Linked DNA regions of Homo sapiens: region 1 is linked to region 2. Evidence: read pairs that join two places in POLR2A ChIA-PET (ENCODE). Cell type or tissue: Panc1. All regions are shown on one strand. Each heading gives the region's core, and the rest is flanking DNA. Links, peaks and the distances in the headings are about the cores only.

Region 1 (14,996 bases), core at 8,143-10,642, 53 kb after region 2:
AAGAATCAGGTAAAGCCCATGAAATCAGACCACACATCCCACTTAGCATCGTGTTTTATTCTTCTAAAGTTTTTTATTCTTCTGAACTCAACTTCTAAACGTTTATTGTTCCAAGAGATGTATATATTTTTAAAACGTTTTCATTCCTTTCACCTTCTATTTAAGTTGAAGGCAGTTAATAAGAAAGAATATTTCCTTTCAGCATTTATTGGTACCACTTGCATAACAGGCACAGTTGGGAATTTTGAAAAAAGAATTAAACATAGACTTTGCTCTTAGGGACCTTATAAACTAATATGGCAGATAAATCTGTACAGAAATAATGTGTCAGTCAGGGTCCCAGCAGGAAACAGCATGCTCAAAGGATTTATTGAAGAGAGTTATTGCAGGGTCTGTCTGCAGAGGTGGAGGCAGGGTTAAAGGAGCAGCAAGAAATGGTGGTGGGATGGTGGTGTAGCAAGAGTGGGAAGACTTCACCTCCTCTAGGCTTGCAGGGATGAAAGGAGGGAGAAGTATTACCCAATTTTGATGAAAGCTGAAGTCATGAGATAAACCTACACTATAGGGGTAGTGGCCGTAGTCAAGATATATGGTTACTTGTCCAGACCATGGCACAGCATGGAGGGAGCAGGGGGGCTGGGGTGGGGTAGGATGGGAAGAAGCCAGCAGAGGAGATTAACAAGAAGCATTCAGAGGAGCATGTGAAAAACCAGGAGTGTGTGGCGTCTAGCAGTAGAGACAAGGTTTGGGTGGGTGGGGGGCAGCCACCTCACATGCTGCCAAGAGGAAGGGTGAGATGGATTTGGTAGGGTAAGGACAATTGCGGCTTTGGCGAGAACCATTTGGTGAGTGGTGTGGAGCAAAAGTCTGATTGGAGCAGGTTAACTAGAGAAATGGCCCATCTGTTGAGGACCCTCACGGCAACAAATGGTGGAAGAGAGTGGAGAGGGACTCTGGAGGGGCAAGTGGAGATAATCCAGAAGGAGTATAATATGAGGATATTAAGTGGCCAGTGCTGTCAGGGCAAGGCAGAGCAAGAGCATGGGATTCAGAGAAGAGAGCCATTCTCCCAAAGCAGGAAGAGAAAGAGACAGAGGGAGATCTCATGGAGAAGATGGTGTCTTGGCTGGGTCCTACAGGCTGGTGTGGCCAACAGTTTCCATTTAATGCCCCCCACCCCTCCATGTCTCAATTGCCCTGGGTACCCATGTAACTCGTGGACAGCAGACACACTCTTGACCCCAGCAATGGCCCAGTCATGGTTCAGAGGCAGAGGGAGCCTAAGAGGGAAACTGGGTCAAAGGATCCCTCTCTTTCTCTTGGCAGGGCCATGGGGATGGGAGAGCATTTTGCTTCCTTGAGGGAAGCTAGCCTTGCAATGAAGATGACACAGGACAAGGGCAAAACTGAAAGTCACAGAGATACAGAGCAGCAGTCAGGATGACTTGGCAAACTCTGGACCAAACTGTGCTTGAATTCCATACTTCCTCTGCACTTTCTCATTATGGGAAACTAAAAATGTCCTAACTGTTTAAGTCAGTTTTCATTAAATTGTTTTGTGAAATGTAAAACATCTTGATTGAGAGCTATTATGATTTGGACATTAGGTAATTGGTCCAAGGGTGAAGATGAGGGGAGGGAGTTTGGAGGCAGAGAAAATATAAGAAAAAGGAAGGTGATTCAATATAACATAGTATGTACTAGCATAGAGTCAGACTTCCTGGGTCCATTGCTATGTTCCGTGATTTGGAGAAGCTACTCAACCTCTCTATGCCTCAGTTTCCTTGTCTATAAAATGAGAATGATAGTATACTTGATAGAGATGTAATGAGAATTAAATGAACTTATACTTGTAAAGAACTTAGAGCAGTGTTTGACATAGAGAAAACACATTATAAGTGCTTGTCCAATAAATGAAGGGCCTCGTGTCTGTACTTTACAACTGAACTTGTTCATGAGTCCCACCTGTAAAGAGAGGGGCTGGGCTCCTCTCGGAGTGTGAAGACTCTCCAAATACTTTATGTAGTGACAATGTGGGTGTCAGGTAATTCTTTCCATGTTTCATATGAGTAAATAGAGGTTTCAGGAAGATCAAAATCATTTAAGAGAGAATCTGATAATAAACATCATGATGGAGTTAAAGCCCAGGAGACCAAGAATTAGGACCCTGAGTTTATGCTTCTGCTCTGCTTCAACTCACTGAAGACCTCAAGTCTGTCCCCTTTCTTCTTCTTAAGGGTATGGGGGTTGACCAGATGATCTTCAGGTACCTAACAGACCTCATAGTTTCATAATAACACCACTGTAATTGATTCTACAGTTTAGCATTTACCAAGCATTTGGACAGCGTCTTCTGCTCATATAAAAACCTTGTCAGACAGGCAGTATGGATATTATTTTCCCTGTTTTACAACCAAGAAGGGAAGCCAGCTGATGAAAGCTTTTATGTCAGGTATGTTATCCCTGAGGGTAACAGGAGTTGAATCGCACTGGGAAACTCTGGGAGCTGGTGGAAAACACCTGCCTCAGTGTTATTCTATACAGTGGGGAGGGAGCTGGGGTATTTACATACCAACCGTGCCAGTCATCAGAGAACATTAATTTATTGGCATTTCTAGCCTGTCATACATGTAGCAAAGTGGGCTCAAGGGACCAGAGGAATCCTTGGGGCAAAAACACATGGATTCTGGCAGTTGAGAAAAGGCCAGTGCACTGACATGATTAGTATGAGGAGATATGGGCAGCCACCATCAGCATCTGCTACAGTCTTCTTGGGAAGGTGCTCTTGTCATCTCTACTTGCAAATAGATGTGTAAAATGTGATTTTAGTTGAGTACATTGCTATTCTGAACTCAGTTGCCTTACATGGCAAAACAGACTTTGCAAATGAAGCTTAGAATCTTGGGATGGGAAAATGAAACTGGTTCAGGTAGAATGGGGATGCCTGTAACCTCAAGGCAGGCCCGGCATAATCACAAGGGTCCTTACAAGAGGGAGGGGGAAGGCCAGAGGGTGGGGGGAAATGCTATTCTGATGGCTCTGAAGGTAGGAGAAGGGGCCAGGAGCCAAGGAATGTGGGCAGGTTCTAGAAACTGGAAAAGGAAAGGAAAATGTATTCTTTTCTAGAGCCTACAGAAGGAACCAGCTCTGTGGACATCTTGATTTTTTTTTTTTTTTTTTTTGAGACAAGTCTTGCTCTGTCACCCAGGCTGGAGTGCAGTGGTGTGATCTCGGCTCACTGCAACCTCTGCCTCCCAGGTCAAGCAATTCTCATGCCTCAGCCTCCTGAGTAGCTGGGATTACACGTGCTCGCTACCATGCCCAGCTAATTTTTGTATTTTTAGTAGTGACAGGGTTTCATCATGTTGACCAGGCTGGTCTTGAACTTCTGACCTCAGGCGATCCACCCGCCTTGGCCTCCCAAAATGCTGGGATTACAGGCGTGAGTCACTGTGCCCCGTCTTTTTTTTTTTTGAGACAGGGTCTCACTCTATTGTCCAGGCTGGAGTGCTGTGGTATGATCTTGGCTCACTGCAGCCTGAACCTCTGGGGCTCAAGCCATCTTCCCACCTGAGCCTCCCGAGTAACTGGGACTACAGGTGCATGCCACCATGCCTGGCTACTTTTTGTATTTTTTTTAGAAATACAAAAGGTTTCACTATGTTGCCCAGGCTGGTCTTGAACTCCTGAGTTCAAGCTATCCTCCTGCTTTGGCCTCCCAAAATACTGGGATTACAGGTGTGAGCCACTGTACCCAGCCATGCTGACATCTTGATTTTAAACTTCTGACTTCAATAACTCAAAGAGAATCAATTTGTATTGTTTTAAGTCACTAAATTTGTGATAGTCTCTTACAGTAGCAATTGGAAACTAATACAGAGAGAGTGGATATTGGGTGGGTTAATGGAAGAGTCTACCACAGATATCTAGCAGGTATCTTGAACAGCTTGCATAAAACAAACTTTGATTTTCGTCATTCTTACCTCTTGCATCAAAGCTGTTCCCAATCTCAGGAAACAGCCCCATGTCTTCCACCTGCTTAAGCCATAAGCCTTGAGGTCATCCTGGATTTCCAGCCTGTTTTTGTTTTGTTTTGAGATGGAGTCTTGCTCTGTCATCCAGGCTGGAGTGCAGTGGCTCGAGCTTGGCTCACCGCAACCTCCGCCTCCTGGGTTCAAGTGGTTCTCATGCCTCAGCCTTACAAGTAGCTGGGACTACAGGCTTGTGCCACCACACCCAGCTAATGATTTCTAGCCTTTCCTCACATTCCCACCTCAAATTTGTCAGCAAATCCTACTGGCTCTTCCTCAGTAGGTGTATACTTATCCCCAAACTCACTGAGTTGTATATATTATATATGCACAGCTTTTTGCATATCAATCATACCTCAATAAAGTGTTTTTTTTTTTAAAGGCCACGCCCAAATCGGATGCCTTCTCATGACCCATTCCACCTGCCATCATTTCCACCTAGGTCATGACTGCAGCAGCCTCCCACCTCGCTCCCTGCTCCACTCATTCTCCCGCTAATCCATTCTCCAGAGTGTCTTTCACAATTGTACATCAGATCCTGTCACTCCCCTGCTCCAATCCCTCCAGTGGTTTCCCGTTTCATTAGAAGGAATCCAATGTGCTTTCCACAGTTGAAAGCCTGACTGATCTGGCCCTGCCTGCCTTTTGCCCCTGCTTCCAGCACCCTGCTCTGCAATACTTTTTAAAAAATTATTATTTTATTTTATTTTTCCATAAGTTATTGGGGTACAGGAGGTATTTGGTTACATAAGTTCATTAGTGGTGATTTGTGAGATCCTGGTGCATCCGTCAGCTGAGCAGTACACACTGCACCATGTATGTTGTCTTTTATCCCTCATCCCCCTCCCACTCTTCCCCCCAAGTCCCCAAAGTCCACTGTATCATTCTTGTGCCTTTGCGTCCTCATAGCTTAGCTCCCACATATCAGTGAGAACATATGATATTTGGTTTTCCATTCCTGAGTTACTTCACTTAGAATAAGAGTCTCCAATCTAATCCAGGACACTGCAAATGCTGTTAATTCATTCCTTTTTATAGCTGAGTAGTATTCCATCACATATATATATTTCTCACAGTTTCTTTATCCACTTGTTGATTGATGGGGATTTGCGTTGGTTCCACGATTTTGCAGTTGTGAATTGTGCTGCTATAAACATGTGTGCACAAGTATCTTTTTCGAATAATAACTTATTTTCCTCTGGGTAGATACCCAGTAGTGGGATTGCTGGATCAAATGGTAGTTCTACTTTTAGTTCTTTAAAGAATCTCCACACTGTTTTCCATAGCAGCTGTACTAGTTTACATTCCCACCAGCAAACCCTGGCTTTTCTGATGCTTCTCAAAGAGGCCCAGGTTGTAGCTGCCCCAGGGCCTTTGCATTCACTGCTTGCTCCACCAAGAACCAAGCTCTTACACACAGTCACGTGGTCCACTCCCTCACTCCACTCCCGTGTCTGCCCAGCTGTATTCTCCTCAAAGAGACATTTCCCAGCCACTCTGTCTGACATGGACTCCTCTCTCCCACGTCACTGTTTCTGAGCTCCTTCTCCTACTTTATCTTTCTTCATAACACTCCTCTCTCTGTCACTCTCTCTAGAACTGTCTGTCTTCCCCACTAAAAGATAAATCCTACGAGGACTAAGATTGTTTTGTTCAGTGCCAACAACAGTGCTTGGCACATAGTTCAATAAATATTTGTTAATTGAAACACACGCACACACACACATATGGTTATTTATATGATTACTTCCTTTTGGATGTCATGGACAGTTAAGGGTAAGTGGTGACTACCCACGTAGCTGTGGTTTACCTAGAACACGGATTTGTGCATTTTTACAGAGCCACCCACATCTCTTATATCTTTATGCCTGAAAGAGAAATTGGTCTTCAGCTCCCACAAGTCCTGTCAAGCTAGAAGAGAAATTGTGAACCAACAGTAATTTCATTGAAAGTACAAATCCTCCAACACAGTCCCTTTCGATCACTGAAGGATCTTTTTGTGCTCTCAAATGAGAGGGACCATTGTCCCTGTTGAGTATGTGGGACACTGTTAAGTGCTGGTTGATTAATTATAGCAAATTCTTACCTGGCATTCTTACTTAATCAACTATTTCTAGCACATACCCAAATTTCCTGGTTTTTAAAACGATCATGCTCTTTTGCCCTTGGTACTACATTTTTGAAAAAGCTGATAGAATATATCTATTTTTTGCAAATTCTCTCCTGCTTTTTGTTTTGTTTTTTCTTTCCTCTTCCCCCTCTTATAACCAGTCTCATAAAGGGTGTAGATATCCCTTAGGACTCTCCTTATACTCTAAAGTTTCTAAACTGTTCAACTCACCCTTTTGGGACTATTCTACCACTGGTGATAAGATTGGCTGCAAATGGGAATCTCCTGGAAAGGTTTAACAACACTGCTTCCCGGGTGCCAGCCTGAGAGATCCTGATTTAGTTGGTCTGGGGTGCTGCCTGGGCATTGAGATTGGAAACCTCTCCAGGTGACTCTAAGGTGTTGCTAGTGTTGACAGTCATCACATCTAGTCCCTCTCATTAGAGTCTTTAGAACTCCTCTTAAGAATCAACTCCACTAGTTGGACATGGTGACTCATGCCTGTAATCTCAGCACTTTGGGAGGCCAAGGCAGGTGGATCGCCTGAGGTCAGGAGTTCGAGACCAGCCTGACCAACATGGTGAAATCCCGTCTCTACTAAAACTACAAAAATTAGCCGGGCATGGTGGCCCATGCCTGTAATCCCAGCTACTCGGGAGGCTGAGGCAGGAGAATCGTTTGAATCCGGAAGGTGGAGGTTGCAGTGAGCCAAAATCACTCCATTGCACTCCAGCCTGGGCTACAGAGCTGGGCTACTTTATCTAAAACAAAAACAAAAACAAAAACAAAACAAAACAAAACAAAAAAACAAAAACTAAACTCCATAGACTCCTTGAAATTTTCCATACTTCCTAAATTCACAAAGACTTGCCTTTTGCTTGATGACTCAGTTTTCATAAGAACACCCACCAAAGGAAATGTCTCCTTACTTGATTTTAGATTTTTTTGGGAGTTTGCAAAGCCATTTTTGTGTGTTATTTCCCTGGCTCCTCCCAACATCACTGTGAGGTGGGCATTCAGGGTTAAGATGAGGCAATGGAGCTAGAGCAATGGTCTACAGAGTTAGGCTAGGGCTGCCAAACTTAGGAAAACAAAGAAATACAACAAAAAATAACCCTAGCCAGGCATGGTGGTGCACGCCTGTAATCTCAGCTAGTTGGGCAGGCTGAGGCAGGAGAATCGTTTGAACCCGGGAGGTGGAGGTTGCAGTGAGCCGAGATTGTGCCACAGCGCTTCAGCCTGGGCAGCAGAGCTAGACTGCCTCAAAACAAAAAACAACAAAAAACCCACCCACACCGGACACCCATTTAAATTGAAATTTTAGATAACAAATAAGTTTTTAGTATATTTTGTGCAATATTTTGGGATATATATATTAAAAAATGGTTGTTCTAGCTGAAATTCCAATTTAACTGGGCATCTTCTATTTCATATGGCAACTCTACATATGAAATGTGTCCTCTTCTAAAGCTCAGGCCAGCGTCTTATGCCCTTCTCTTTCCTGCCTATGATCTCCAGCAGCTTGACTACATCCGCTTTTGGAAGACGTTCTTCCTCTCCACTGCATGGGTAGCCGTTATCCTCAGAAAGAACCTCTTCTGTATGTCAGCATCATTTGCATGTCCTTTTTTCTTTTCTTCATCCTAATCTCCTTTCTGTGGCCTCAATTATTGATAAGATCAAGCTGGTTTAAAAAACACAACCCAACATTTACTTGACTTTTGCTTGATGTCTTAGTTTTCATAACAACATCCAACAAAGGAAATGTCTCCTTATTTGATTTTAGATTTTTGGGGAGTTTTGCAAAGCCATTTCTGTGTGTTATTTCCCTGGCTCCACCTAACATCCCTGTGAGGTGGGCACAAGACCTGTGGAGGTAGGTATTATTTCCTAGGTACTCACATAGGACTAATTCTATTTGAGGATGAAAGAAGAAAGGTTTGGAGAGATTAAGAGACTCCTCAAGGTCATATAGCTTGGAAGTGCCGAAGTTGGGATTTGAACCTGGGGCTATCTGACACCAGGGCCTTTTTTTTCTTAATTAGCATGCTAGGAAAACAAGAAGATGGTATTGAGGACCTTGTGGCTTAGCCATTCAAGTTTTCCAGACTTGCTCAATTTGGCTTTCTGCAACTCCTGGGGTTTGGAACAATCATTGGATAAACCTTTTCCATTCCATGTGGGTGGCTAGAGAGATAAAAAGTGTTGACAATATAGCAACCCATAAGATGCATGCATATTCTTGGAAACCTTATTTTTAACCCTGAAAAAAAAAGTGTCACCACAAGGCTCTTGAAGAAAGATTTCAGCAGTCATTGCCAGCAAAGTCAACACTAAGTCAACCCAGGGACTTGCTCTTTAAACACATTTGCTGAGGCTAAGGGGCAAATAGTTTATACGATTCTGGGTAGCTGGCCACAAATATGTGTCAAAGAGGCTTTTTTCCAAGTGTTCAGTATCTTTTTTGGTATAAGCTTCTCCTGTGCTTTAGCCCTCTGTAAATATTTGTGCAATTAATGTATGCTGGCAAATGTCTCAAGAGGAAAGCAGGCTACATTATGCCAAGCAAAATTGTAATTAGTAACACAAAAGAAAAAGAATTTGTCTCTTTCATCTCAGTGCTTAAAAACTGTCAGCACTTAAGGCAGCTGGAAGCTTCAGAAAAGATAATTTGCAAAAGCTGATTTTCCTAAGCGGTTGAGAATGGGTCCTATATCCTAATATATTTTTAAAAACCACATTCACTTGAGAATTCTGTGTTCCCTTCCCTACTTAACATTAATCTAGTTAATTACAAAAGGTGCTGTAGAGAAAAGTTCCTTTAAAAATGTCAACCTCAAAATGTTGTTAAGGGGAGCATTTTGCATTGTGGCACCTATGAGGCACTGGAGGAGAGGGAATACATGAGTGGCCCATCTTGTCTAGAAATGATTGCCTAAGTGATGCAATCGAGAGGAAGAGAAAGACGTGTGCCTGCTGACACCAGCTGGAGAAGTCAGTGCACCTGGACCCATTCAGTGAAAGCTGTCTGCTGATCCACCCCTCCCTCACACTTCACAGTCTTCCTCAAACCTGCCTGGCCAACAAGGGCTTGGCATTCCTGTGCAGCCTCTGGAAGTTTCTGGACAAGAATGCTCCAGTACTGAACTCATTTATGCCCTGAATCCTTTGCTATTCAATCTGGGGATAGGATGGCTAGCCAGGTCTTTGAACAGCCAATGCGCTGCTGGCCCCTGGGTGATCTTTTCCAGCTGTTTAATTTGGGCTTTGCTGCCACTCCTGCAGATCTGCAAGGGAGTCTTTTGGTATCAGAATAATCCATGTTGTCTGAGGACCACCTGCCTCAGAATATCTAGGCAGGTTGGTTAAACATGCAGATTCCTGGTCTCCACCCTAGACCTATTGATTTGCAATGAGGATGCAGTGGGACATAGTGATTTCCTTCCTAAACCGATCTTCCAGGAATTCTCAGGCCATCTTCTACCTGCTAACCTTAATTTCCTCTCCACCACCTTCCCTTCAGCCTTTTTTGGAGGCTGGAATGGAAGATGATGAAAACAGTTCCTTTGGAACCTCTCTTGGAATCCCCAGGCAGGATGCACCCCCTCTGTATTCCTGGGTAATGTACACATGACTGTGTTACAGCCACTAAGCCCTAGAGTGATTTGTTCACCTCCTTTGGTATAAGCATCCTTTCTTGGTCATCTTTCTAGCCCCATCCCTAATATGACATCTGGCATCTAGTAGGACTCTGAATGTTTGCTAAATAAAGCAGTCGCTGATCTAATCCCTTCACTTCTGGGAGACCTCAGGTTGAAAGCATAGACTGAAAAGCATGACTAAGGAAGAGACCTGGAGGCAGAAAGAGCAAGTGAGGCATCCAGGGGGGCATCTTCCGTTCTTGCCCCTCCATGAGCCTCATGTCATCGTCATCATCATCATTCATCACCATCATCTTTGATATCTACTACTTGTCGATTACTTTGTAACTGAGCAGCTTAGTTTCAAACTGTTTTAAGAACTTTTTTCCTTTCCTTTTCCACCTTATGCTCCCATGCCTATGCACAGTTATTTACCTAGATTCTTGTTAAGCTCACACCATGCCCACTTATCTGGTCATGTATTTCCTTAGAAGCTTCAGGGGCCGAATCCTGACATGGACGAGGCATCTCTGGAACTCTCCCCCTAGCGGGAGATGACTTCAAGGACGGAGTTCACTCCCAGCGAGACATTAACTGCACAATTGACTGCAATTAATTTGTAAGCTGGTTGGGCCCAAGATGGTGCTGGCCCCTTCGCCAGTTGGAGCAATAATTTAAGATAAGCCATCGGAGTGAAACATGCCACCTGGCACCTCCGAGCCCCTCCCCCTCCCTGTATTCCAAGCCTCTATTCTTAAACCATTGCCCACTCTCCAGAAACTGAAAAGGTGGCAATTTTCAGAAAGGATTCTGACCTTTTCCCCTTGTTGGCATTGGATAATAAAATTCACTCTCCTTTGATCACACCTTGTTCTTGTTATTTTGGCTTCTTTCTGTAAGTGGTGAGCAGCCAGATCCTCTTTCGGTTACAACTTTGTGCCAGGCATTGTACTAAGCATTTCATGTACATTATCTCATTAATTTTCACATTACCATCTTCATATGTAGATGAGGAAACTGAAGGACTGCCTAAGGTTATGTGGGTTATGTGAGTATTAAATGGTTAAATGACAGAGTTAGGATTAGAACTTGGATCAGACTCAGAGCCTAATTTTTAAACATGAATGGTTAAAAGCACCTCTGCTAAAACGTTTGATGCTATACTAATTGAGATCTACTTAAAATAACGGAAGCTAGAACTAGCAACGGAGACCAAACCTATCTCACCATGTACACCTTCCTCTTTCCCAACTCTTTCTCGAATCTTATACTATTTACTTGGGTCAGACACTTAAAGCTCGCGAAATGCTCAGCCTCGTTTATTTGCAGCCATAACCCCATGTGCCTTCCAAATTTAAATTCTTTGACAGTTTGGCTTTAAATGATTACAACAAATATTTGTTAGAAAACTGCAGTGCCATAAATATTCATAGTGCCATAAAAACCAAAAGTTATGCCGAAGCAAACTCATCGTATTTGGCTTTTGTGTTTTCTGATGTTTGTTGCGTACTTTTAGAGAGCCGATCATGCATGAACCTACAAGTTAATGGAGTTTCCATGTCCACCTCAGTACTGTGGTGGTGGCTGGGCTTTCCAAATATGTCCTTGGTGTGTTTGTGTTAATGATTTATGAATCAAAAAGAATTATTTGCCACCTGATCCAAAACAAAGCCCTGAGGTCTATCAAAAAGGTGACCTATGGCTTGAGGGCACACTGTCAAGGAGAAATAATAATTCTCCCAGTGTCCACTGGGCTCTAGGGATAGGACAGGTGGAAAAGAAAGCTCTGAAGCCTCAATGCTCAGCAGTCCTGCCACCAAAAAAAGCATGCAAGAAATGGCTCCTTTAATCCTATTATGTTTATGAAAACATTTTAAAGGCTGCAATTCACATTCACAGACACTTTGAGATCATATAAATAATCCTTTTATGCCACTCAGCAAAGGCTTATTTAACATGGAGCTGGGCAAAGAGTGTAAAAAGTGTACTATGTACTTTAAGGGTATCGTGGAATTTTAAAAGAGGTTAGGAGAGCTTGAAAACCTGTCTTCCATGAAAGCTCCAAAATATTCTTTTATTAATCCTTTGTAGGCATGTACTATCAGCTCCATGTTCAGTGCAGAGGGGAGACCAAAAAAAAATATATATATATATATACATGTGGTCCTTGTCCTCAAAATAGAGCTTCCTAAACTGTAATGTACACATGGACCACTTGGGAATCTGGTTAAAATGCAGATTCACGTTGAGTAGGTCTGGGGCGGGGTTGAGAGTCTGCATTTCTGACAAGCTCCCAGGGGATGCTGATGTGGCCAGTCCAGGCACTCGCTCAATGTTGCAAGGCACTAAAACATTTACAAGCAAACAGTATAAAGTAGCTTTCTGATCTGCATGTCTTCGAAGAATTCTTTAGGATACCTGGGCTGCTGCTATTTGTCCAGTGGCTAATTAACACAGAAGAATTTTTGCTATAAACTGATGACCAACACAGCCTCTTACCTGGCCAGAGGTTTTCTGGAAAAGGGCCTGAAAGATGAAAAGCTGGCAAAAATGGTGTGCTTCGAGGAAGTCAAAGGCAATCAATCCTTGGTCACCAGAGTAGCTGGTAATAAAAGATTTCAGGTGACGCACTGCAAGACTGGGCAAAATAAGGGATTTGTCAGCCAGTGTCTAGGACATTTTGGTGGATGTTGTTTTCTTTCTCACAGAGAGGCCTTGGTTTCCTCGAGGTTTTAAATCATGTAAATTCAGTGACCGCAGGACTTTCAGACCGATTTGTAGCAGTTCATAAACACATTGGGCTGATGACAGCTTGTGGAAATTTGCTCAGAGAAAAAGCCCAGGGCAGAGCCCAAAGCTGTCTGTGAATGTATTAATAGTTAATATATTTAAAAAATACATTTATTTTTTTTTAATTTTTTTATTTTTTGAGATGGAGTCTTGCTTTGTTGCTAGAGTGCAGTGACAAGATCTCAGCTCACTGCAACCTCCGCCTCCCAGGTTCAAGCTATTCTCCTGTCTCAGCCTCCGGAGTAGCTGGGACTACAGGTGCCCACCACTGGTGCCTGGCTAATTTTTGTATTTTTAGTAGCGACAGGGTTTCACCATGTTGGCCAGGCTGGTCTTAAACTCCTGTAAACTCCTGACCTCAAGTGATCTGCCCGCATTGGCCTCCCAAAGTGCTAGGATTACAGGCATGAGCCACCGTGCCTGACCCAATAGCTAAAAATTTAAATAACCTAATGGCACCCTGAGGAAAATGAAAATCCAAACAGAAATCCAGCTTTGAGCTCATAAAGCCAGTGGGGATGCTGTAGTCTGCACTGTCTTCCCATAGGACAAGGGCAGTGCCCTGTCTGATACTCCTGTGAGGAGGAACTGGGGTTCTCAACAACGATGAGAATTGGGAATGTATATTCACCAGGACCGAGTTCTCCTTTAGGGTAACTTGTCCTCAGAATTTCGGAATATAAAAAGTCTGGAAAGTTTAGAATGAAAGTGGTATCACTGAACACATTCCCAAGTTGAACTCGGATTTCTGATCTCAATAAATAAGTGTCTGCCCATGGAAGTATTCAAGGACTAAGACTCTTTATTAAAAGTCTAAGGGATATAAGGTAATATTCATTATCTGTAAGGTATAACTTCCCAGAGAATTCAGGAAAAATTAATCCTGACACTTGGGAGCATTTCTTTCCCTTTAATGAAGGTTACAAGGCAAATAAGTAGATTGTATGGTGTTTACTTCAAATTGCAATGCACTTAGGCCCTTTGATTTCTGTGATAGAGACCTTTATTAGATAGCTTATTTTCCAAAGAACAGCCTGTGAATTCTGGGAATAGTAGTGTAGATGTCTGTTATGATCTCCAATTTTGAACATGTGGCATATTTTAGATGGCAGGAAACCAAGGACAAGTCTAGTAAACACACCCAAAATTAGTTTTCTTATTTGAAAGAAGATACTTTTATGTTACCTGATTTTATTGCCAAAATTAATAAATGGCAGCCCATCACAAACATCTTTCTAAATTGATTAACCCTTTATGTGAAGAGTCCTGGCTTCCCAAGTGATAATTTACTTACTAGTGTACTCACTTCAAAAAAATTATATATTATGTGTTGAGGTCAAGTCAATAGGGTCAAATCTTCTTCTTCTTTTTTTTTTTTTTTTGAGACAGAGTCTCACTCTGTCGCCTAGGCTGGAGTGCAGTGGCTCGATCTCGGCTCACTGCAACCTCCACTTCCTGGGTTCAAGCGATTGTCCTGCCTCAGCCTCCTGAGCAGCTGGGACTACAGGTGCCCACCATCACACCTGGCTAATTTTTTTGTATTTTTAGTAGAAGTGGGGTTTCATCATGTTGGCCAGGCTGGTCTCGAACTCCTGACCTCAAATGATCCACCCACCTCGGCCTCCCAAAGTGCTGGGATTACAGGCATGAGCCACTGCGCCCAGCCAATAGGGTCAATTCTTATCCTGTTTTCTCTTTTCTCATTTCTCCATTGCCATAAATAACTTCAAAAGGAAAGCAAACTGGACTGGTTAGGAATTAAGCAACCACATTTTTAATCAATAAATATGAACATTTGTTTTTTAACCAGTTACTATTAGGCAGAAAAAAACAGTCATTTATCAAGAATTCAAAAGATAACACCATCTTGAAAACAAAGTGCCAAAAATCTTTGCCATAAACTCTTCCTCACTTATAGAACTAAAAGTAACAAATATTTACTCAAAATAAGGCTTGGAATAATCTAAAAAGTTCCAGATATATTTTAAAGCTATAACAGATTTTGCACATAAAGCCAAAACAGATTGTTTTACACATACATAGACTATCTGACAACCCAATGAATAAATGATTGAATGGATAAATTGTTGAGCATTAGTGATTACTTATGTTCACATTATGGGCCAGGCTTACATCCATTTCTTGTTCTTCTCCTGCCTCACTGTCCCTTGCTCTTCCAAGGTCCTTGGTGAGGTGGCTTCCAGATAGGCCTGGGCAGTAAGGTGCTGGTGGAAGATGTGAGGGCAGGATAGGTGAGACCAAGGTATTCTCTTATCTGTCTCAGCTCACTCCATCTCAGTCAGTGGCTTTGTTCTTGTCATGGCTCCATTTTCCACAATCCATTGGTGGTCCTAACTCCCACTAGGCAGCCCCCACCATGGTTCCAGCTCCTCTGGATGATCCCACTACTGGACACAGGAAACC
Region 2 (17,739 bases), core at 9,428-11,927:
TATGTGCTTTTTATGGATTAAAAAATTGAAATCAATTATTTGCAGTCTTTCAGGATTTTCCTCATGATTAAACAGGAATACACCCTAAAGTAAATCAGCTTTATTATTTTTTCCACATTTCATATTATAAGCTATGATATAAACAAGTACTAAAAATAAAATGAGTTCTGAAAAAGGTATAATTCAGAAAGAAGTAGGCTTGTATTTTATATTAATGTTCCTATAAATGTTGCATCCCTTTTCCACATTGAAGTTAGACTAAAAAATCAGAAGCTTGATTACTTTGTAAGCAGATAGATTGAAAAGGCAATTTATTTGAGATTGAATTTCTGTCTAATCATGAGGAAAACTGAAAATTTGCAGAAGAAAATAATATAAGCTTTATACACACACAATACATTATGTACAGATCCTATGTATTTTTACATATTTCAAATGAGTGGGACATAAGGGTTTGATATTCTTGGAAGTGAATTTAACAAATGATCCAAAGAATATCTAATAAAATAAGCAAGCATCAATCCTGTTTTCCCAGGAGATATTCTGTAGGTCTGAGGGTCAGGAAGCGCCCCTAGACCCCAGCTAACCCCAATCTCAAGTAGCCCAAATGGAAATGTGATGTGCATATTCTAATAGATTCTCATAATTGTTGGAATGCTTTCCATGTTGTCAGTAGAGAATGTCAGTTTTTTTTTAATCATTGCCTGTACCTCTGACTTGCTGAGCCACCTGGAACTAGGGACACCGAAGCTGTGGCATTTTCTCCTTAACTATGTGAGCTTTCTGGAAAAACAGAACCAAAATCAAAACCAACTAACCAACAAACCAACCAAACAACAACAAAAAACCCTCTTAGTAGCTTTTGGCTTTTAGACTTTGAGCTTTAAAACTTTTAGGAACACCACACAAAATTCACAATCTTGTTAAGGAGTGATTTTTCAGTCTGATGAGAGAGACTTGTCACTGTTAGCCCCAATGGTAACTTTTTGGGGAAATAATATAATAGAACATAAGCAATTCTTGAACAAGATGGATCTGAAATTTTCACTGAACTTAAAAGATTTCCAGTAAATACTAACCTTACAAAAATTAAGGCAACATGAAAGAAAGGCAGAGTAAATTCAGTTGTTTTCGGTTTTATTGCCTGATTTCAACTTGGTTTAAGTTCTAAAAATATCATGTAATTATTTCCATGGCTGAAGAAATGAGTTACAAAACTAGAGAGATGTGATCTTGAAATAATTTGAAAACAACCCACTAGCCCAATCTCTCACCCTTATTTTATCTAGAAGATTAAATGATTGTCCTGGTGAATTTCTCAATATTAATTAAAATTAGAGGTTTAGAACAATGGCTATGTCTTTGGTGAGTATTTTTAGCCATACTTGATTAGATTAAGATTCTAATTCTGATTATTTACAACAGACCTAGGGGGATAATGTGATTTTTAAAATTTCTGTTAAAATTATTTTGTACATGGAAGGAAACCATTTCAGCGCCCTTCGATACTGAAATGTAAACAGCTAGTTTTAAATTCCTGAGATTAGTGTCAATCTCAACCAAAATATTATCACTAAAATGAATTGTCATACCTATTTAAACTATTTAAAACTAAACAGGATTACTCACGGAAATCCAGTTTACTGGATTTAAACATCACCAAATTGTTTGGAAGGGAAGTTTCGTTATTTGGAGGGCAGACAGGTTTAAAATCAAGGTGAGACATAGAGAACTTAAAACATATTCAGTGTTGTACAGTGAGTAAATGGGGAGGGTGGGACTAACTTCAGATGTTTTGGTGGTCACCAATATTCCATTGCCTTGGGAACCCCGCTGTTGAACTCATTAGTGACAATACTCTCATTTTAGTTCTCTTGATAAATGCAAACCTCTGCAGATTTTAAACCAATTTCTTGCCTTTTTCAAACTGTGCACTCTGTCATTTGAATGTTAAATTCCAGAGCTCTTTATTCCAAAAGATGTCACTAGGAAATGTCTGATCCATTCCAACCGCCTTGCAGAAATACAGCAAAATTATGAAGCAAAAAAATATTTGGAGGCTTTACAAGGGTACTCATGTGGGACTGCTATTTCTCAGGACAAAGACAAGTTATTCAAAAGATTACATTTGTCAGACAAAAAAGGAGAAAGGCAAGATTATGCTGGCAGCAGAAACCCAGTCTAGCAAGACCCAAGATTTTAGGAATAACAGCAAATTCACAAAAGGGTTTTGATGTTATCAGTATGTTAAATCTATTGAAAAATTTTAGATGATTAATTTAAAATATGTGTATTTAGTCCATAGCATAATTATACTTAATTTTAGCATAAGTACACTATTAATTTTCTTTCCTTCCTTCCTTCCTTCTTCCCTCCCTCCCTCCCTTCCTTTTCTTTCTTCTTTTTCTTTCTTTTCTTTCTTTCTTCTTTTTTTGAGACAGGGTTTCCCTCCCATTGCTCAGGCTGGAGTGCAATGGCACAATCTTGGCTTATTGCAACCTCCACCTCCCGGGCTCAAGCAAGTCTCCTGCCTCAGCCTCCAGGGTAGCTAGGACTATAGGTGCATGCCACCGCACCTGGCTAATTTTTGTATTTTTTGTAGAGATGATGTTTTGCCATGTTGGCCAGGCTGGTCTCGAGCTCAAGTGATCCACCTGCCTCGGCCTCCCAAAGTGCTGGGATTATAGGCGTGAGCCACTGCACGCGGCCTCACTATTAATTTTCAATTCAGATGTCAGTCATTAAAAAGTCCCTAAAATAATTGGCAGGAAATATATAGCTTCTAAGAACTTTGTGTGGAAAACAGATCTATTATTATAATTTTTATGCTGGAATTGATGATTTTACCAAAATGTAAGCTCCATGAGATCAGCAATTTTTTTACTTCTTTGGTCTGTTTTGTTGTTGTTTGTTTGTTTTTTAGATGGAGTCTTGCTCTGTCGCCAGGCCAGAGTGCAGTGGTGTGATCTCGGCTCACTGCAGCCTCTGCCTCCCGGGTTCAAGCGATTCTCCTGCCTCAGCCTCCTGAGTAGCTGGGACTACAGGCACGCGCCACCACGCCTGGCTAATTTTTGTATTTTTAGTAGAGATGGGGTTTCACCATGTTGGCCAGGATGGTCTCGAACTCTTACAGTTCTGGTGCCTTGATTAGTACTTGGAATGTGATTGGTCCTAGAAATATTTGTTGAGTGAACGGCTTTTCTTAAACTGATACAAATTGGCTAGCAAGTAGACAAAACTAAAATTGTGGACAACTTACCAAAGCTAAAGAGCACTTAGTACTTAGAGCTTATTCCTATTTTCAGGTTTCATCAATTTGGGATTAAGGAAGGGAATTTGGTTTTGATGTTGATTTTGTTTTTACCAAATCTTCAGCCCCTGTATGTGCAGCCACGTGCTCACCTTGACAGTTTGCAATGCCAGAGATGGCAATAGAAAGAGGGGTTATATTTAATGTGTCTTTATGTCTTCAGGGTGTCTTGTGCATAGTGGGTATTCAGTGCATACTTATAGAGTTGTGTTGGAATAGGCAACTTACGTTTTAAGCATAGCTTTCTATTTTTCTTGGCAAATTTTATTCTGGGAAAGGAACGACATAAGCGCTGAACACATAGACATATTGTTATTCAGTCCTGCCACAATGATTAAGTTTGGTTTTATTTCCAGACCTGAAATGAAAATCAGTTAACATATGGGAAATGCTGCACAATTCCTCTCTACCTGCCTGTCATTTTCTAAGGAAGTGCTAGCTGCATGCTTTCCCATGTGGTTTTACAGTGGATTTATGTTGTATTAAGATACTGTGGTTAATAAGCATTTCGATATGAGAGTCAGGTAGGTTGACACTTACTGGCTAAGTTTGCCCTGTGCTGCCCCCACCTAAGCAGGGCTCATGTCACACAGCAGGGGAGACTTCATGGCTGAATTTTCATAGGATGGCACCAGGGGCAGTTGGGCACTCAAGGAGTGGGTACAGTGAATGCACTTTCCACCTCCTCACTACACCTTCCCCTGTCCTATCAGTCCACATTCTTTAAAGTCACTGCAGTGTTTTTGAATGCTAACTTTCTATACACTTTGCTTCCTTTCCAAGTGGCAATCTTCGTGTCTAGAGTGATGGGATCCAGAATTTTCCCATCTGAAAAGACATACGTTTTTCCTAAATATTCATTTAGTCTTTAATAATTGGCATCCCAAGAAAATCAACAGAGCGTTTAACGGTAGCAGCTTCACCTGATGGTCCCTGAGTCTTTAAGTGATTCCCTCGTACCATGCACTCGAGGCAGAAACTCCCACTAACTGCTGGGGACCCCGACCTTGAAGGCACAGCATTTATACTGAGAAGCTGGGTGACAAGTAGACTGACTGCCATTATAGATGAACAGAAGCAGGTGTGGATGCTTCAAGCCATGGTGGTGATGAGAAAAGTAGTTCTTTCTCAACCTAAAAGACAATAACCAATGTTGGCTTACTTTGAAGCCAGATCACTTCCAGAACCCTGAAGTCACATAGTCACAGGATTTGATTGCTTTATTTTGTGAAGGACAATGAGGGAAGTGACTTTTTTAGATCATGTCATTTCTATATTAGAGGTCTAGCTTTAAATTCTTGAACTGCTTGGGGCACAAGGACTGAAAATATGATAGAACCCAAGCTTCTAGCCTAGACATTCTCTGATACAATATCATGCAGAAAGAGTTGTATTTGTTTAAGGGCTCAAAGAAATGAACAAAGGATTAAAAATCCTGAGAGAAAGATAGAAAGAGACAAATATCAATAGGCACACAAGAGAATGAGTCTAAGATTATAACAATAATCAAATGTGGAACACTTTTTTAAGCATAATGGGATTAAAATAAATTTTGACTGCAAAACAAAGACCTCAAATAACTATCTTCCTCTGAAGAATTTTTGGGAAATGTGTCTCTGGAAAGTATGTCATGTGGCTGCCATCTGTCAGATGAAATTAAGGAAATAAATCTGCTGATTCGTTGACCAGCCAGCCTGTCATTATTGTTCTCTCAACATGAAATAATAGACAAGTTATTAAGTTAAAAGGTTTTTGGATATTAACTTTAAAAAGGAGAAGAAAGGATAATTTTCAAGTGGGAAGAAAAGTAGGTACTGGAAACCACCTTGATTTTGTGTTGACATCAAGATATGACAAACAAAACATGACGTCTATTGACATTGGCAAAAATGAAATGTTTCAGTGATACCCAGAGAAAGTCAAGACAAATGAGTGGGATTTGTTTTTCCATCAAAGGGTAGGGCAAGTTTTAGGAATCTGGGTGAGATGTTGCATCTGTTAACATTTTGTGGGGAAAATTAGTTCACATAGACTGATAAATCCCAGTGACTGTAGAAACCATCTGGACTTCCCATATTCCTCTCCATAACCTCTCTCCAACATGGACTGTCTTTCCTAGTTAGACAAGAATGTGGAGTTAGATCTTAGTTCTACAACTTAATAACTGTATGACCTCTCTGATCTTTAGTTTCCCCATCAGTAAAATGGGAATAATCCAACACCCAACCTTATAAAAATTATTGGGAGGATTAAGTGAAACAATGCTTACAGAGGGCTTGGCTCGCTTCCTGCTGTAATCACTCAACAGATGGTAGTTTTCATTATTTTTATGTGCAGTGTCTCTTCACTATTATGTTCATTTTAAGTCATTTTTCTCCCTATGCTCAATCTACTTGTCTTTCCAAATGTCATTCATCCTTTAAGTCCCAATTTAAGACCTGCTTGTTTCAGGGAGCCTTCTTTGAGTACAATAGCTTGTATGCATGTTCACTTTCTCTGAATTCTTGCATCACTTATGGTTTATATGGTGGGTTAGGCACCTAAATACATTCTCTCTTCTGTTTCACAATACTTAGTTCATGCTAATTATTCATATTTCCGTGAATGGATTTAGACTGATAGGCCTTAGGGTTTCATGGGTTTCTTAAAAGATTACATTACCATTTGTCAAAAAAAATTTCCATTTTACTGATGCAGTGATTGTGACCTAGAAAGGTGAAGTGAATTTTCCAGGCTAAAGATCAAACTCAGTGGTACATCAGTAGGACTCTAAAGACTGTGCCTTATACAGTGGGCCTTGAAGGGAGGCCAACCTGAGTGAGAATCCATCACCTCAACACAGTTATTTAACCTCTCTGATCTGAAAAATGACGTTGACAGTACTTACCTTGCAGTTGTTGAGGAGATTAAATGGAATAATGTTTATAAAGTCCTAGCACAGCACCTCACATTGTTGAGTAGATGTTCAAAAAATCAGATCCCTTTCATTCATTTTGTTGGTTTTCAGACCGAGTCTTTCTCTGTCACCCAGGCTGGAGTACAGTGGCATAATCTCGGCTCACTGTAATCTTCAAGTGATCCTCCTGCCTCAGCCTCCTGAGTAGCTGGGACTATAGGTGTGCACCAACAGCCTGACTAATTTCTTTATTTTTAGTAGAGACAGGGTTTCACCATATTGGCCAGGCTGGTTTCAAACTCTTGACCTCAAGTGACCCACCCACCCTGAAGTGCTGGGATTACAGATGTGAGCCACCGCAACTGGCCCATTTCTTTCTGCGTCTTTAGGAATAAAGAAGATACCTTTTATAGCATCTACATTCCAAACCTATATTAAGCAGCACTGAATAAATTCTTGGTTTAATGACTCAAGGGCAAAGTGGAGGGCTTTTGCTAGTGACAAATGTTAGAACTCTATTATCCCTAGAGTCTCTGAACTATACAGCTCTAAGAACTCATCTACATAAGCAAAAGCAACTAGAGACTTGGGGTACCCGTGGGCATTGCAGCTGCACTTTGTGGAAGGCTTTGCATTGTGAGATGGTTACCTCATATTTCACTTCAATTTGACATGCAATTGTTATTATTTCAAGCACTCTTAAAGACTCTTGTGGTTTTTAAATTTTATTTTTAAAGACTCTTAAATATAAACACGACCAAGGTGTGGTTTTGTCCTCAAAGAATCCATGGATTTGTGTGGAATAACAGATATATTTACAAATAACCTCAATAGATTTGCATGCTGCAGAGGGAATGGATACAAAGTGATGTGGAAATACAGATGGGACAATCAATTAGGTCCAGGAAGGAGAAGCAAAGAGAGCTGTTGAGAAGCATGACATTTGAGCTAGACCCTGTGGGTTGAATGTTTACCAAGTAAATACATACTTTATTAAAATCGTTCAGAGCACTGCAATATGCTTCATGCTTCTTTTCTCTTTAATTCCTAGATCACAGAGAGTTAATAAGGCAATCCTGATATTGTTTTAATGATCTGGGTGATCTACATTCTCAAAATCTAGCGAATTGGGAAGGAGGGATAGCAGGGGAAAGGAGGGTTGCAGAGGTGAAAATGCTCTGATGATCATGAATAGCATGCAAATGCCTAACAGCCACCATGAGACCATGTGAAGGGAAGCATCCTTCCTGAATTGATGGCGACACTAGTATCAAGTCTATTTATATAGCTCAATAAATAAAGACTGCATTAAACATGTTCACAGCACTGCCTAATAAATCCACAACCCAGCTCAAGTTTGGCTTATGTAAACTGGGAGGAATCTTGGCAGAGCCCTTTGCAGTTTCACTCACTTCAAAAGTGTAAGATATTAATTAAGGAAAAGGTAGATTATAGCATCTAGGCTGATTTGTGCTGGCAACATCTTGCTAGCAATCTGTAATCGCTCAAGACTAATTTCTTCCTAAATATCCCTCTTCTTGAGTTTAAGCCCACGCCTCCTCCACTTAGCTCGCAGTTAGAGCTTCTCGTCTCCTAGCTAGGCCTTATGATTTGGTCATTATTTAGACTTTTGAAGACCTTTTCTCCTACAGTGTTAAATTTTATGTGATTTTGCCTGGCAAGATAATGGGATTGCAAGACAGTCTATGAGAAATCAGGGTTGGATTAGCATATAAGGAAAACACACATACACACACACGCACCAAGAAACCCCAAAACAAAACATTTGGTCAAGGGGTTACCTTTCTTTGGAGCGCAGCAAAATCCTGCCAGTCCCAAATATGCAAAAATAGCAATTATGTTTTCTTATCAACTTCCAAAAGAAGGCTTTAGGGGAGAAAGTGTAATTTCTAGCTACTTTAGCCACTGTCAATAGCTACTTAGCTATTGATAAGTTGAGAAATATGCCATTTGTCTTGGGTGCTTTACTGGTATCTTTCCACTTTCTCTGAAATCTAGCTTCGCACATCCTGCTCTTCTGGGCACTGAGTGCCCTCTTGTCCTTTCTTGCCATCTTTTTGCTCTGTTAAGATGCATATAGTCATTTACACTTTAGTATAAACGGATCTTCAAGTGGAACCCCTGGTTGTTGGGGGTAATTTTATTTTAAGATTTGATGATTATAGTAATTATTAACTATAAAGGAGTTAAAGATTCTCATTGAGCAGGTAGTCAACTGTTTCTTCTGCGGGGAAACTCTTAGGAGATTCACATGAAGTACTGTTTTAGAAAAGGCTGCTTAATTACTCCACGGGAAAGTGACTCCTGCCTTTTTTCTGTATGAACTATAAATGAAGCCCATTTCCAACATTGAAAGATGCCTTAATATAAAACTTCCCTACCCCGGTTTAGAGTCTAAGAGGGAAATTTTCTTTTGTATTTTTTATATATGCCATATAAATTTACATACCATAACATTCACCTTCTTAAAGAGTACAATTCAGTGGTTTTAAGTATATTCATGTAGTTGTACAATCAACCTCGCTATCCAATTTCAGAATTTTTTTTTTTTTGAGATGGAGTCTAGCTCTGTCACCCAGACTGGAGTGCAGTGGTGCAATCTCAGCTCACTGCAACCTCTGCCTCCCAGGTTCAAGCGATTCTCCTGCCTCAGCCTCCCAAGTAGCTGCGATTACAGGTGCCCACCACCACACCCAACTAATTTTTGTATTTTTAGTAGAGATGGGGTTTCACTGTGTTGGCCAGGCTGGTCTCAAACTCCTGACCTCGTGATCCCCCTCCCTTGGCCTCCCAAAGTGCTGGGATAACAAGCATGAGCCACCGCACACAGCCCAATTTCAGAATATTTTAATCACCCCAAAAAGAAACCCATTAACAATCACTTCATTCTCCCTTCCCCCATTCTCTGGCAACCAGTAATCTACTTTTTGTCTCTATGGATTTGTCTGTGCTAGACATTGTATATAAACAGAATCATGCAATATGTGACCTTTTATGTCTGGCTTCTTTCACTTAGCATGATGTCTTCAAGGTTCATCCATGTTGTAGCATGTATCAGTACTTCATTCTTGTTTGTTTGTTTTTTTTCTTGAGACAGAGTCTCACTCTGTCACTCAGTTCGGAATGCAGTGGCACTATCTCGGCTCACTGTAACCTCCGCCTCCCAAGACTCAAGTGATCCTTCCACCTCAGCCTCCTGAGTAGCTGGGACCACAGGTGTGTGCCACCATGTCCAGCTAATTTTTTATATTTTTGATAGAGACGGGATTTTGCCATATTGCCCAGGCTTGTCTCAAACTCCTGAGCTCAGGAGATGCATCCGCCTTGGCCTCCCAAAATGCTGGGATTACAGGCATGAGCCACCATGCCCGGCCTCTTTTTTATGACTAAATAATATCCCATATTATTTATTCCATGAATATATCACATTTTATTTATCTATTCCTCAGTTAATGGACATTTTCACTTTTTGGCTGTTATGAATAACGCTACTATGAACATTCATACACACGTTTATGTGTGGACATATATTTTCATTCTACAAGGGAACTTTTTACCCCTAAACAATTTTCACACCTGTATCCTTAATTAGGCTATCACCTCCCTGAGGGAACATATTTTATTCCTGTTAATATCACCAGTGCCTGACAGTCCCCTGAACCCAGAAGATGCTGGAAAAGTGATGACAGTGACAGCCGACAGGGATTAGGGAGTTCTACAGGACGCTTGAGAACTTCTTTGGCCCTCCAGTTACATTCTGGTGGCTGTGCACTGGGGGTTTGACCTGTTCTAGAATATTAAGTGAATCCTATTCATTCTTCAAGACATGAAATCCCTCCCACTACATCTCTGCACCCCAAATATATCCCTCCCTTGAAGCTTTTTCCAAACCAACTAGATAGAATTAGTCTTTAAGCCTTTTGTGTTTGTAACATTGAGTTGTGACTTTAACAAAGGATTTAGGATAATCATATTTGCCTTGTAGGTATCTATGTGTATGTTTTTATTACCTTCACTTGATGACGAGGTCTACAAAGCCAAGGATTCTTTATTATCTCCTGTCCAGAGGACTAGCCTAATGCCTTTGTCACTAGAAGTATGCATTAGTTTTGTATTAACTTGAGTATAATATAGAGCCAGATGGCCAACTCAAAGGAGGGTTATGAAACGCGTTTACTAGTCATAACAGAAGCTGCCACAGAATTCCCCTGGCTCCCGGAACCACAAAAGGAACCACTTTTGTGATTCTTCTGGGCAATAGGCCCAAAGATGAATGCGTGTTACTGAAATGAGAGATGTATAAAAACGCTGAGTCATTCTATGAGTCATTCCAACATGTTCCCTGTTTTTACTTTTGGAAAGTGAGCTCCATGTCTGATCCTGTCTGCACCGCCGTCCCTTGCTGGATTATTCTCTTCCAGAGCTCAGTTTCAGCTCCTCTTTCAGGACGCCTGTGGTCTCCAAAGCCAGTCTTTCTGGTCTGAGTTCTGGCTCTGTCTGGTACTAGCCATAGCCCTGAGCAAGCGATGTATCTTCTCTGTGCTTTGTCTCCCCATCCGAAACCCGGGGACAATAAGAGTCCTGGTCTCGCAGGGCTGTTTTTTGTTTTGTTTTTGTTTTGAGAGAGGGTCTCGCTCTCTCACCCAGGCTGGAGCGTAGTGGCAGTATCTCAGCTCACCGCAACCTCCACCTCCCGAGTTCAAGCTCAAGCGATTCTCCTGCCTCAGACTCCCGAGCAGGTGGGATTACAGATGCCCGCCACGACGCCCAGCTTATTTTTGTATTTTTGTAGAGACAGGGTTTCTCCATATTGGCCAAGCTGGTCTTGAACTCCTGACCTCAAGTGATCCACCTGCCTCGGCCTCCCAAAGTGCTGGGATTACAGATGTGAGCCACTGCACCTGGCCCACAGGGCTTTTATAGGAGTCAGTAGAGTGTTTGAATATTGCCCGGCAGATAGAAGGCACTCTCTGCATGTTAGTCATGGTTGGCATTCTGTTCCATCACGATCTCCTTCCTTTCTGAACCCTGCTATCACCATGTAGTTTGATAGTTCATTGTCCTCTGATTTTTCTTGGAGAGTGATTTTACACTGCCTCTAATTATTTTTCTGGTGGTCTCACCTATCCAGAACATACTTGAGAGCCAAGAGGCAAGCAAATGGCAATACCTCCACCGCCACCACCACCACTAGCACCAAGGCAACTGAGAACTCTAAATCAGTGTCACAGAACCCCTGGATTAAGAACCAACATCTTTACTCATAAAACCTCTTGGACCTACACTCAAAGCCTATTGATTCCTAGTGTGTATGGTTAGAACAAGCTGCATCCTCTGCTTTTGCAGCCCACAGCATAAACAAAGCAGTCTAGGATCAATTGGCATAGGTGGGAATAGTCCCCCACAGCTCAGTACTCCTTAGGAAATATTTAGAGTGTGGTAGATACTTAGAATGCCCATAACCATGTCCCTGAGTGGGAGGAGTTTAAGAATACAGGAAAGTGTTAAGAAATTTTAGAAAGATTATGATTCATATAAGCTAAAAATTAAACTTACAGAATAGTGCCATCTCAAATCATATCAGGTAAACAAAAGATCATGGTATGCTCAACTTTTCTCTTCCTCACTGTGTAGTAAGCTCTTTTTAAGAGAGTTTTAGATCTTCTATTTCTTTTATGTCCCCATAACAGCACCAAGCCTATTAACTGCTGCATAGGAACCTTAGAAATCTCTTAATTGTTGAAAAAATAGCTTACATTAAAAAGGCCCGGCATGGTGGTTCATGCCTGGAATCCCAACACTTTGGGAAGCTGAGGCAGGCAAATCACTTGAGCTCAGGAGCTCGAGACCAACCTGCAACGTAGTGAGACCTCATCTCTACAAAAAACACACACACAAAATTAGCCAGGTGCAGTGGTGTTTGCCTATAGTTTCAGCTACTCAGGAGGTTGAGGTGAGAGGATCGCTTGAGTCTGGGAAATCAAGGCTGCAGTGAGCCAAGATCCTGCCACTGCACTCCAGCCTGGGTGACAGGAACAAGACGCTGTCTCAAAAAAAAAAAAAAAAAAAAAAAAAAAAAAAAAAAAGCCCATAGCTTGATTTTCAATTAATTGCATCTGACCCCAGACCAAAAAGTAGTTATTAGCCTCACATTGGAATGACTCTGATAACATTTTTTGTGGTGGTGGGGGGGGGGGGGGCGGGGGGTGGTGCTGGGGTCAGATGCAATTAATAAATACCAATTTATGAACAAGGTTTGTGAATTATATTTAACAGAACATTCCTTCTTTTAACATATACTTATTGAGTACTTGTTATGTGCCATGCCCTATATTTATATGCTAGGAATATGGTGGTGAATAAGAAAGATGTGAATTATTTTCCTCTTGGGGGCTTAATACTCTGGATCAGTGCTGGCCTCTAGAAGTTTCTGTGATGATGAAAATATTTCACATCTGTGCCATCTAATACAGTACCAAATTGCCATACAGGGTTATTGAATGCTTCAAATATGGCTAGTGCAACTGAGAAACTGAATTTTAAATTTTATTTAATTTGCATTAGTTACAGTTAAATGGCCCCATGAAACTAGTGGCTTCATATGAGGCAGCACAGCTCCAGAGCCCAGTGCTGTGACTGCAAGGGGGCCCCTTAAACCTCCCTTCATTTTCTAGAACCATCTAACCAGAGTTGATATGGAGAACGGCCCCTAAGTCCTACCAGATTCTTGATCATTAGACAAAGACTTCATTAACTCAGACATTTTAAAGAGCTTTTTCAGTAAAACACATATCTTGCATATCCACAAAGTTCAACTTCACTGAAGAACTCTGAGTTAATACAGCTGAATCTGAGCATCCTCTCCCTTTGGGCCTGTTTATGATACTTTAAATTCCTCTTATCATCTCAAGGGAAAGTCACTTGGCACAAGCTCTGGAGAGAAATGGGATGGAGGTGGGGGGATCGTGGTGCGCCATCATCTTACCTTATTAAAGAATTATTGTGATTCTCCACCTGTCCTCTCCACTCCCCCTCAATATACACAGACACACACACATTTAGGTACATATATTGAATGTACAGTGGCTCAATCTCTAGGTAGAGAAGAATACCTTGCTGGAATCTACACTCACATGTTGACAGCTTCAAGTAAGGATGCATGTATTTGGCCCTCTGCATTCATTCCTTATCCTACCAGCTGCTTTTAAGATTTCACTCTGAAGGGTTTGCATCCTCAGCCGAGAGAACAAAGTGGAAATATATAGACTCCCTCTGTGGCCTGTTCTGCAGGCATAAGGCAAGCATTTGGAAGGGAGAGCAGGCCGGAGAGGTGGTAGCTCCAGATGCCCTGCTGAGAAGTGTGAGTGCAGGGAAGGTGTTGGCCTGGGAGGTGGAGGCATGGCATGGAGCTGGGGAAGCCCAGGCCAATATCTCCACATGTCTGGGCTCTGGTTTCTTCTCCAGCAAGACTGAAGGGCTGCACCAGATTTGAGCCGAGGATGTGATGGCCAAGAATTGCTCCAGTCCATTCTCATGACCTCCTTTCCTCCAGAAATCTGCCAGACAGGGCCATCCTGGCAGGACAGCTGAGCCAATCACTTTGTAGTCCCCAGCCCCACATTCACCCACCTAGAACCAGGTCGGGACAAATATCAAGGGCAGTTCTGGAAGGGGAAATATCACAGGTGGCAGAAGAAACTGAGGGTGGGTGTGGACGTGGCTGTGGTGGGCAGTGTGTCAGGAGGGTCTGTCCCACCCTCTTAGCTCTGGCAGAATCATATAATTATATATATATATATATATATATATATATATATATATATATATATATATATATATATATGAGGCACAAGTGTTTTTCTAGCCTCGGCCTGGGAACTGTCTGCATCTCCCAGCAGCCTGTCCTATACCTTTCTTTTCTTAGCCGTGCAGCAGAAGAGGGCTCTAAAAGCTGAGGTCTGAGACAAATGGCTTGATGACTGGGCTTTGGGGCCAGTTTGGTCATGAGCTTCCCTTGGGGCCACTCCCATTTTCAGGAGAAAGAGCCTTGTTGGACCCCTGGGGAAGTGTGGTCCCCAGGCCTGGGAAAGAAGGGGCATAGAGGAGTGAACCCGGGCCCTGAGGAGCGGCAGGCAGAAGTGGCTTTGCTGAAGCCAAAGCTGTGGGCTCCTCTCTCCACCTCAACTGCACAACAGCATGTGGCAGTGCCCAGTTCCTCCAGGCACTGGTTGTACCCTTCCCTAAGTAACAGATAGCAAGGAGTGAAAGCCAGGCTTCTCCCTTCAGGAATCAAGCCTTTTTGCAGGTGGGGAGGGGGTGACAGCCATTAACGTCTTTCGGAACTATTGGAAACTGTGGGCCTTCTCCCCTCAATAACGCCCGTGTGCGTCCTCCACATTCTGCAGCCTCTTGGGAGGACTCGCGTGCCTCTCCACGGGACCCCAGGCACAATGCTCCCCAGTGTATGTTCCCTGTTCCACCTGCAGTCAGATCCCCTTCAGGGAAGGTGGCTGTTAGAATGCAGATTCCACAGCCCCACACCGGATCTGCAGAATCAGAATCTTTCAGTTGGGGAAGCCTTGGAATCTGCCCTGAGATTTTCCTTGAGAACAAACTCCTCATGTGAGAGAAGCCCCCAGAGCAGGATCCTAATAACAAGGACCCCAGCTGGCCCTGATGTTGGAGGAAAGTTTTGGGATTAAGAGAGGGCCAAGGGTAAGTTGGCTGATCTCCCCGTGCTGGGCTGGGAAGAGCATGGGATTGGGAGCCAGGAGTTCTGTGTTCTGGGCCCGGCACTTCCTTGAGCCATGTCAGTGATTCAACTCCTGAGGCCTCCCGCTGTTCTTTGCCTCATTGAGGGGGTGGAAAGACTGGTGGGTAAGGCTTGTCCACCAGCCTCCATTTAGCATTTATTGGCCTGGTAGTGTGGCCTCTGAGCAGGCCCAGGGAAGGATCTTTGGGCTTCAAAGCCGTGTATCCACCCACACTATTGGTTGCCAGGTGGTTTTACCTGCAGGTTTTTTTTTTTATTTCTTTCATTGTAGTGGCTTGGCTTCTCATTTCTGAAAGTTTAAAAAATATGTACATGTGGCCGAGCACGGTGGCTCATGCCTGTAATCCCAGCACTTGGGGGGGGCCGAGGCGGGCGAATCACCTGAGGTCAGGAGTTCAAGACCAGCCTGGCCAACATGGCCAAACCTAGTCTCTACTAAAAGTACAAAAAAATTAGCCAGGTGTGGTGGCGGGCGCCTGTAATCCCAGCTACTTGGGAGACTGAAGTAGGAGAATCGCTTGAACCTGGGAGGCGGATGTTGCAGTAAGCCGAGATCACACCACTGCACTCCAACCTGGATGACAGAGCAAGACTCTGTTTTAAAAGAAAAAAAATGTGCATATATATTTATATATACATTCCCACGCTTGTATTTTTGTATTATAAAAGTGACATATGCACATTGCAAAAAAAAGTATTCAAACATTACAGAAATGCCTCTCTTCCCATGGCCAACCCTGATCGTATTTCTCAGAGATAACTCTTTACTAAAAATTTGACTCTAAGTTTTAATTTTTTAAAAAAGCACGTAGAGCAAAAGTGGGACAAAGAACACCTATGGAGTGTTTACTCCTGATCAGGCAGTGTACTTATAAGGAAACCTCACAGTAGCCCTGGGAGGTACGGACCTCTCACTCTAGTAAGGGTTGAAGAAATTTGATATACACATATACATACACACAAACACCAAACATTTATTTGTACAAAAGTGGGATGATGTTATCCTTATTATACAACTTGATTCTTTCATTCTTAATGTATCACGAACAATTTTACAGAACTGTGCCTGCTGAACATTTTAATATCTACAGTGTTCAATGATATGAAATCAGAATTAAGCAATACCCACATGATTTTTTTTTTTTTTTTGAGACTGGGTTTTCCTCTTGTTGCCCAGGCTGGAGTGCAATGGCATGATCTTGGCTCACTGCAACTTCCGCCTCCCGGTTCTAGTGATTCTCCTGCCCCAGCCTCTCAAGTAGCTGGGATTGCAGGCATGTGCCACAATGCCCAGCTAGTTTTGTATTTTTAGTAGAGACAGGGTTTCTCCATGTTGGTCAGGTTGTTCTCGAGCTCCAGACCTCAGGTGATCCACCTGTCCCGGCCTCCCAAAGGGTTGGAATTATAGGCATGAACCACCACGTCCAGCCTGATTTTTTATTATTACAAACAGTACTGCAGTAAACTACTTTTTTTACATGTATCTTTGTGTATTTGTGTATTTCTGCATGATAAATTTATAAAAGTAGAAACAGCAGATCCAAAAGGGCATGCGTTCTCACATTAAATAAAGAAATCCCCAAGACCAGGTAATTTATAAGAAAAGAGGTTTGATTGGTCCACAGTTCTGCAGGCTGTACAGGAAGCGTGGCAGCATCTGCTTCCGGGGAGACCTCAGGAAGCTTTCACTTGTGGCAGACAGAGCAGGCATCTTACACGGCAGGAGCAGGAGGAAGAGAGTGAGCGGAGAGGTGCTGCACACTTTTAAACAACCAGATCTCACGAGAACTTACTATCACGAGAACAGCGCCAAGGGGATGATGCTAACTCCTTCGTGAGAACTCCACCCCCACGACCTCACGATCCAGCTGCCTCCCACCAGGCTCCATCTCCAACACCGGGGACCACAGCTCGACATGGGATTTGTTAGGGACACAGATCCAAACCGTATCAGCATGTAAATGAAAAATTTTTAATACTTTCCGAACAATCTGGGTAACAGGAAATGAAATGTATTTGAATGTCTCTTCTAAGTGCTGAAGGTATTTTCAAATCCAAGTTCAACTATGAGGCTGGCATCTGGACATTTGTTTCCCAGAGCTGGTTTTAGATTCTTGGTTCTGCAACTGAACGGTTATGAAACTTGGAGAAACAAAGAAAATATGCCTTTCATCGCTCCGGGGCTCGATTTTTTCCATGTGAAGCATGGTAAAATACTCTTTCTGAAGCCTGTTTTTGCTCTAACACCCCCCGATTTGATTAGTGCTTTAGCTCTCTGCCTTTGTTTTCCTATTTATATAAAAGAATTTTATTCCTTTGGCCTTCCAGGATCAATTAGTCAATGGATCCATTAGTGAAGAACTTTCAACCTTGAAGTGCTAAGTAGTTCTGTTATTGCTTGTAGAGCAAGCTGATCTTGGCTGCATGTGATGTAAAACTGCTGCGACTTCTAAAATCGTTGCTGAGTCTTTAAGAGAACAAGATACTTATTGAATCCAAAAGGCCACTCTGTCTCAGCACTCTGGCCTGTGGGGTTGAAGAGAGGCAGGTGTTTGGGAAGGGGATGTTTGGGAAGGAGGTGTTGGGGAAGGAGTTGTTGGGGAAGGGGGAAGGAGGTGTTGGGAAGGAGGTGTTGGGGAAGGAGGTGTTGGGGAAGGAGGTGTTTGGGAAAGAGGGGTTTGGGAAGGAGGTGTTGGGAAGGCGGTGTTGGGAAGGAGGTGTCTGGGAAGGAGGTGTTTG

The links. Peaks named below come from ENCODE experiments on the same cell type or tissue, not always from the same donor. Only the 100,000 strongest peaks of a DNase experiment are listed, where the experiment ranks them.
Region 1: POLR2A ChIA-PET joins it to region 2 with 6 read pairs; 4 of 35 experiments call an interaction of 5 or more read pairs at or near these places.

The regions. Positions count from the first base shown.
Region 1 is chr10:113,730,233-113,745,228 of GRCh38, reverse strand. CASP7 (caspase 7) reads right to left here. Exons shown (of 7, transcript NM_001227.5): 7 at 14,324-14,996. Among named protein-coding and RNA genes, the nearest start is that of PLEKHS1, 14 kb to the left of the region's middle. In Panc1, for the core only: no CTCF peak of the experiment used is centred there; a DNase peak (open chromatin) is centred at 9,115.
Region 2 is chr10:113,781,645-113,799,383 of GRCh38, reverse strand. It overlaps PLEKHS1 (pleckstrin homology domain containing S1), which reads right to left. Exons shown (of 13, transcript NM_001395068.1): 13 at 15,955-17,739. Among named protein-coding and RNA genes, the nearest start is that of MIR4483, 12 kb to the right of the region's middle. In Panc1, for the core only: no CTCF peak of the experiment used is centred there; a DNase peak (open chromatin) is centred at 10,463.